3 separate regions of the Homo sapiens genome follow, and regions 1 and 3 are each linked to region 2. A link is an interaction called in ENCODE POLR2A ChIA-PET data of the cell type or tissue named here. Cell type or tissue: GM12878. All regions are shown on one strand. Region 1 holds the start of HLA-DQB1 (major histocompatibility complex, class II, DQ beta 1). Region 2 holds the start of HLA-DRA (major histocompatibility complex, class II, DR alpha). Region 3 holds the start of HLA-DRB1 (major histocompatibility complex, class II, DR beta 1).

The links. ChIA-PET counts read pairs that join two places held together with the same protein. Peaks named below come from ENCODE experiments on the same cell type or tissue, not always from the same donor. Only the 100,000 strongest peaks of a DNase experiment are listed, where the experiment ranks them.
Region 1: POLR2A ChIA-PET joins it to region 2 with 16 read pairs; 4 of 35 experiments call an interaction of 5 or more read pairs at or near these places.
Region 3: POLR2A ChIA-PET joins it to region 2 with 23 read pairs; 3 of 35 experiments call an interaction of 5 or more read pairs at or near these places.

What each region holds. Positions count from the first base shown.
Region 1 is chr6:32,665,517-32,668,016 of GRCh38, forward strand. HLA-DQB1 (major histocompatibility complex, class II, DQ beta 1) reads right to left here and starts at 1,141. Exons shown (of 5, transcript NM_002123.5): 1 at 983-1,141. The coding sequence starts at 1,091. In GM12878, no CTCF peak of the experiment used is centred here; a DNase peak (open chromatin) is centred at 1,235; H3K4me3 peaks cover 600 bases; H3K27ac peaks cover 2,373 bases.
Region 2 is chr6:32,438,591-32,441,090 of GRCh38, forward strand. It overlaps HLA-DRA (major histocompatibility complex, class II, DR alpha), which reads left to right and starts at 1,297. Exons shown (of 5, transcript NM_019111.5): 1 at 1,297-1,442. The coding sequence starts at 1,361. In GM12878, no CTCF peak of the experiment used is centred here; a DNase peak (open chromatin) is centred at 1,211; H3K4me3 peaks cover 1,730 bases; H3K27ac peaks cover 2,500 bases.
Region 3 is chr6:32,588,336-32,590,835 of GRCh38, forward strand. HLA-DRB1 (major histocompatibility complex, class II, DR beta 1) reads right to left here and starts at 1,513. Exons shown (of 6, transcript NM_002124.4): 1 at 1,308-1,513. The coding sequence starts at 1,407. In GM12878, no CTCF peak of the experiment used is centred here; a DNase peak (open chromatin) is centred at 1,506; H3K4me3 peaks cover 1,315 bases; H3K27ac peaks cover 2,458 bases.

The DNA of each region.
Region 1 (2,500 bases), 230 kb after region 2:
TCTCTTGGTCCCTGGGTAAAATACCTTCCTTCCCATGCCTAGATTTACCCTCCCAAGTCCCGTTGAGGTTCACTCCCTTCTATGTTGGAAAGGACCTACACCTCTGAGTCCTAGATAGAGACATTTATTCATGGAAAGAGCACAAGCTTTTGAATTTGATAAACTAGATTCCAATTAAACTGTGGCAGTCACCAGTTTGGGCAGGTTATGTAACAGAATATCCATATCACAAGTATAATTGTGTAAAAGAAAATCATGATATCTACACACAGGATGTTAGAAGGAGTGAGAGAGAAGTTATATAAAGTATTGTTCTGTCTGAAGTGAGTGGTTTCACAATATGTGTTATTTCCCTTCTTTACATCCTCCTTCCTACTAAATTCAGTCCACCATTAACTCGGGTCTCTGAATCCCACTCAAGTCACCATTTGCCCATAAATCAGTGAAACCCGAAGACTCCCTCTCTGTGGTCAGCCAGTCAGCTTCCCTCAGCACCAAGATTTTGCCTCCACAAATGCTCCACTCGGTCAGGAATAGAGACAAATTTTCCTCAAATACAGAGACTACAGACACCATTGCTGCCTCACATTTTCCAATGCAGGATCTCATAATCCTAAGTCCAGGCAGTCTTGGGGCACGCCTAAATGACAAATCCTGCTGTGTCTTTGGAGAAATTCATATCTTCAAAAATAACCCCATGCTCACTTTGTCCTATCGCTGGTAGTAAATGTACACTTTATCTCCTCTTTCTCTCCTCTCTCCTCCTCTTCCAGGCTTAAGCCTGTAGGATGGGGATTGGATTGTCCTCATCTCATCACTAAAAGATAAATGGGAATGCAACATAGCTTTCTTTCCCAAGAGAGAGGAAATGTTGATGAAAGATTGTGTCCAAGATCATAGAGATCACCATCCCCCATACCCCAGCCCAAGGAGAGCCTGTTCCCAGAGTGGCGGCTCTGGAGAGCAGCTGCCCTGCACTTACCGGGAGAGTCTCTGCCCTCAGCCAGTAGGGAGCTCAGCATCGCCAGCATCAAGGTGACAGTTGCTACCCGAAGGTCTCCGGGGATCCGCAAAGCCTTCTTCCAAGACATAACTGAGACGAAGGGAAAAGCAGTGGTAGTCAACACAGCTCGGACCTGATGGATCTGATGTACCTGGCAGAAAGAATAAAAACCTGTGGATGTTTCCGTGAGTGGCAGGATTGGATGGTCCCTCGGAAAAGAACCAATCAGCACTGGAGCTGAAGGACCTCATCTGTCTCTGGGCAGACATTTTTTTTGTGAAGGTTCTCAATCCAGTGCCTGGCACTGTGACGTCTTCAAATTGTACTGGATGAACATCTGAGGTGAAAATTTCCTCTCGATTATAGAAGAGCTGAAGAACGAATGCCTCGGGGATTTTGAGAGGCAAAAGAAAAAAATGCGATTCAACAGTAAACATCTCTGTAATATTGTTAAAAACCAGTTGTTATTATACTTGGGATTTTTAATAAAGCAAATTAGGTGGGGATCATATTTCAGGGGAGAGAAAATTGCTGTCACAGAAATTTTTACTGCTGTTGTCTTAGACACGCTGAAGAGCCTTAAGTCCTGGGGAGAAGAGCAAAGTTCTTAGAAGGAAATAATGGTAAGTTGCAGTTCCACCACTAATGTGCTTTAGAAGAGTCAACAAATTACTGAATTTATTTTTGCCCCAGGCTTCTCTTTATAAAATGTGGGTCATGTTTCATGCATTTTACATCTAGATCTTCACATGTACAAATTTAAGATTAATTTGTCTTGTTTAATATTACAAAAGTCTCCTCAACTGTTATGTGTAACTATCAGGTTAATATGTGGAACAAGAAAACAAGCCAAAAAAAAAAAATTGATACCCACCCCTGCTGGTAAATGATTCTTCATTATGCAAGAACATATTGTATTTATGCTCTTCTAGTGAAAGTATTTGAAAAGTTAATTAAGTTGACATTTCTTTTTTAAGTTCTTCAGCTGTTTAAATCCTCCCTGAACCATGAAATGATGCATCTGATATCAGCAAAGGCACAATACACAGAATTTTACAGTATTCGGATGCAGTCATGTTTCGTTTTGAAGAGAGAGCACAAAACCTGTGGAGAAGCATTTCCTGGGTCCTGAATAGTACTAATGATGGAGAAAGTGTTTAGAGTCACAGAGTGTACTGTGCCAGCCCTAAACATTAAATCCCAAATGGCAGAGGTATCAATGTGTTTTTTTTTCAATTCTATTTTTTTAACAGTTCCTCATGGACATATCTACATCAATGTGTTTTTATAAATAAACATAACTTATCAGGCTCCTCTTGACAGTGACTAGGGGCAATACTAATGGTTATAAAGCAATTAGAACAACGCCTGGCAAACATTACTTCTGACCTCAACCAAGACAATAAATATCTCCACTTCTCTTCTTCTCTCCCTTTCTCTCTTTCTTTTCCCAAAATGTTAGGTTCTGCTTTTAAAGTAGAGAATACAATCTAAAAT
Region 2 (2,500 bases):
GTATCTTCAGAAACAAGAGAGTCGAAGTCTCCTAATTTTCAGGACTGTCTATGTTGAACATCAAAATATATTCTTTAGAGCAGATCTTTAATAATCATATGACAAAAGAAAAACTTTCATAATCTTATGACATGAGGGAAGGAATATTAAAGCCGTTCTGTGGGTTATTATCTCTAACGTTCCCAATAGAATAGGCTTTGCCAGCTGGGTGTGGTGGCTCATGCCTGTAATCCCAGCACTTTGCGAGGCCAAGGCGGGCAAATCACGAGGTCAGGAGTCTGAGACCAGCCTGACCAACATGGTGAAACCCCGTCTCTACTAAAAATACAAAAATTATCCGGGCATGGTGGTGGGCGCCTGTAATCCCAGCTACTCAGGAGGCTGAGGCAGGAGAATCGCTTGAACCCGGGAGGCGGAGATTACAATGAGCTGAGATCACGCCACCAACTCCAGCTTGGGCGACAGAGCAAGACTCCGTCTAAAAAAAAAAAAAAAAAAAAAAAGAATAGGCTTTGCCCACTATACTCTCTCATATTCATTGACCTGAATCCTCAAATGAGGTGTGTCCATTAGTCAACTCCAATCTCTTGTCATATATAAGATGGTAGAGATGAGAAGAAGGTAGCTCCTTTACAGCCCACTATTTCCACTAACTACTACCTGTGTTTCAAGATACAGCCTTTCATCCTTCTCCAGTGTTGAGAGTGTTGAACCTCAGAGTTTCTCCTCTCATTTTCTCTAAATGAGATACAATGCCAGCCATCCCAAGCTCTTGGCCTGAGTTGATCATCTTGAAGTCTAGGACTCCAAGAAGCATGAAAGAGCTTCTTTAGTGAAGCTATGTCCTCAGTACTGCCAAAATTCAGACAATCTCCATGGCCTGACAATTTACCTTCTATTTGGGTAATTTATTGTCCCTTACGCAAACTCTCCAACTGTCATTGCACAGACATATGATCTGTATTTAGCTCTCACTTTAGGTGTTTCCATTGATTCTATTCTCACTAATGTGCTTCAGGTATATCCCTGTCTAGAAGTCAGATTGGGGTTAAAGAGTCTGTCCGTGATTGACTAACAGTCTTAAATACTTGATTTGTTGTTGTTGTTGTCCTGTTTGTTTAAGAACTTTACTTCTTTATCCAATGAACGGAGTATCTTGTGTCCTGGACCCTTTGCAAGAACCCTTCCCCTAGCAACAGATGCGTCATCTCAAAATATTTTTCTGATTGGCCAAAGAGTAATTGATTTGCATTTTAATGGTCAGACTCTATTACACCCCACATTCTCTTTTCTTTTATTCTTGTCTGTTCTGCCTCACTCCCGAGCTCTACTGACTCCCAACAGAGCGCCCAAGAAGAAAATGGCCATAAGTGGAGTCCCTGTGCTAGGATTTTTCATCATAGCTGTGCTGATGAGCGCTCAGGAATCATGGGCTATCAAAGGTAGGTGCTGAGGGAATGAAATCTGGGACGATAGACTACGAAGCATTGGAGAAAAGACCTATGGACATTTGGAAGATAATGTGTGGAGTGAAAGAATAGTGTGACAGGTATTATGTGGTCTCGACAGAAAGTATAACAAATTGTGGTTTGGTGGAGTTCTTCCCTCACCACAAACTGAAGTAAGTCAAATTTGGTTTAGAGGGTCAAAACTGAGTTGTGTATTGATGAATAGCAAGGTCCTGCTACAAGCCAAACTGGGGGTGGGGGTGGGGGTGGGGGAGGAAGAATATTTTCTGGCAAGCATTAACAAGTTATATTTCTGGGCTTTAATTATTCTTTCTGGAAAATTAGTAAAATTAAAAACTAAAAACCACACATAGTTTTGCTAGAATTAAATGAAAAAAAAAAAGTTATTAGCCCTGTTCTTATCTGAATACATGATACAGTAGTTATTTTTTGGAGTGTAAATCCTGTCGGTATATATTGAGCACATATATTGTGTTGAAGATTACTAGAAGGAAAAGTCATCAAAAAGCAACAATTTACCCCAGGAAAAGGGGAGGGAAGGCATGCTGATATGAGTTGCCTCATGGGACAGTGATAGCCATTCCCTGCCTTCCCATCTCCATGGTACAGCAGATCTTATATCATGTTAACTTAGTAATATTTCCAAGAGAGTAGAAAAATAAGTAAGGAAATGGGGAATCTGATATTATTCTCTCTCATCTCCAGAGCAACATTGGTGCTGTTGTAAAGATGTACTGTAGAAAAGTATTCTTCACCCAGCGTGACCCCCACAGAAGGTGTCAGGTAGACTTGAAATAAGCAAAGTAATAACCCAGCTCCCATACCCATAGTGGCAATTGTAGATTTCTATTGCCCCAAAAGAGCCATACATAGGGATACTTACCTAGAAAGACAGAGGATCTTCCCTTGGTTTGTGAAGAGGCAGCTAGTATATTTGTGTGTGTTTGCATAGATGCAAACGGTAAATAAATTCCTAGGTTTATCAATACACAGTCAAACATTAAAATCTCTCATCTTGGCTGGGCACGGTG
Region 3 (2,500 bases), 150 kb after region 2:
CCCAGCTACTCTGGAGCCTGAGGAGGGAGGATCACTTGAGCATAAGTGGCAGAGGTTGCAGTGAGCCTCGATCACACCACTGAGCTATAGACTGGGTGACAGAGCCAGGCCCTACCTCAAAAAGAGAAAAAAAGTCTCTTTCAATGAATCTCATAGTGCTAAGGTTCTGTGCAAGCTTTAGAGATTTCTGGAAATGATGACAACATAGCTGGGGAAAAATAGAAACTGGAGGAAGAGGTAAGCAGACATGGCTAGTTAAGGAAAGCTGAGGGCATGATGGGTGAACCTAGGAAATTTAGGACAAGACCCCAGTAAGACAATGAGTTCCCAAGACTTGCCCATTGACTTTCAGCCCTATGAGACGTGAACAATGTTCACATCATCTCGGTAACCCCACACAGAGTATATAGTTTGAACATTATTAAATTTCTGATAGTTGATTATTTTTGACTTAAAAAATAGAATTTCATATAATTTATACATTAGTTAAATCTCTTCTGTCATGTCTAGTTAGAGCACATAGGAGATGCAAGAGAAACAAGTACAGAAAGGTTAAAAAAGATTCATAATGAACACGAACCTGGGCTAGTTTTTCAGAGGATGCCTTAAGTTCTTTAGGCACCAAAGAATACCTCATAAATGCTCTGTATCTGTAAGGTGACTCCAAGTATTAACAATCTCAGCTTCAGTTCCAGGGACTTTTCCCCACAAGAAAGGAAGAGCACTAAGTATAACTTCTGTCAGAGAACCTACATACACTACAGGGATACAGGCCTTATAAACATTGGAGTTCAGCAAGAAAAGAAAGGAGATAATGGGGAGGCCACTGGGTCCATCCTCACATATGAGGACTATGGCCAACACCAAAGGTCCTGTGGGGAACCTAACACTGGATCGTCTAGGAGAGACCCTTTGAATTCCCTTGACTCCCACAAAATTTTCAGTAAGAACCTCCTTTTGTCTGACATAAGTCAACATAATAAAGGGAAGTGCTGTATGGGGAATTTATTTTAGAATCCTTATTTCTAAATCCTCTAAAGACCCTGAGGACATGTGATGCAAAGGTTTTATTGGTGGAGATTTGAAAAGAAATGATTTGTGCAAAGGCCCCTTACACAAGTCTCATGAAGAGGGCAAGTACCCAAGCTCCTTTTATGGAGGAAATAATTTGGGATCCAATGATAAAGATGGGCAATCTCTGAAGAAAACGTCACAATTTCTTAAGGGACATGGCCTGGGCACAATGTTAACAAAACTCCCTATTTTCCCCACCCCATAGTAGCTCAGCACCCGCAATGTGCACTTACGTCGGGTGTCCCCAGACAAAGCCAGTGGGGAGCTCAGCACCATCAGTGTCACTGTCAGCGCTGTCATGCAGGAGCCTCCAGGGAGCTTCAGACACACCATGCTGGAGAACAGGACAGGACCAGGGGCCAGAGAAGCAGGCAAGTCTCACTCAGGGAGAACTATGAACCCCTCCACCCACATTCCAAGTTATAGGGAGGAAGTTACTGATTTCCTTGCTCCTGGGTTGGGTAATCTCGTGTTGGAGAACCAATCAGCATCTGAGTTCAATAGCATCATCAGTTGCTGGTCAGAGATGCTGTATGAAGGTCCTCTTCTGAAACAGAATTTCCTTCTTTAAAGGATTGTTTTAATTTAGCACTTGGAAGGTTTGAACCAGTTGCATGTAAAACACCTTAATTGGGGAGCTATTGTAGCCAGCTCTGTGCTGGTCAGTGATGTGTTCACAAGTTTGAGCCTTGTAAGAGCATTCATTTCCCACTTGACAAGACAACTATTTGCAGGAGTGAGTGTGAGTGTGTTTAGGAGTAAAGGAGATGGAGGGAACATGGCCGCAAATCAGGAGACCTTTAATCTGGTCCTTATTGCACCATATCTTAATGTTGTAGATTTGGGAAAATTACGTCATGTCTCACAGTTGAAATGAAGGCACCATGATCTTTCAGGTCTTTCAACACTAGAAAATGTGATTCTGTGGATGCCTCAAGGAGCAGCAGCTCCGGGTATCTGATGATATGACAGAATGACAGCTGTTGACCGGAGAGCTTAATCTGTACCTATTTACAGGTAGAGATGTCTGTAATAAGTTAAAGGAAATTGAAAGTTAGTTAATAATTTAATCTGAGTAAAAAGAGTTTTTTCAAGTGTGTCTCCTGATGCTGCCCCCAAGTTTAGTGTCATCTCCAGAACACACACAGGCAAGGGGCTTGCAGGGGCCACCTATGTGCAATGGAGAGTCCGAAGTTGCTTTTGTATAGCACTTACCCTATCAATGTGTTAAGGTCAACTGTGTAATCAAAGTATGCAGGGGGCTGAGATGATCGATCAAGGACTCAAAGTCAGCTGTTGACAGAACAACTCTGTTTTACCATAATTAATATTTTATGTCGAGTGTTCAATCCCTCATTCTTGGCTCCCATTATGATTTCCTCCTTTGTTTAAGGCTATGGCCCTTTAGTATTCCACTTCTCTTGTT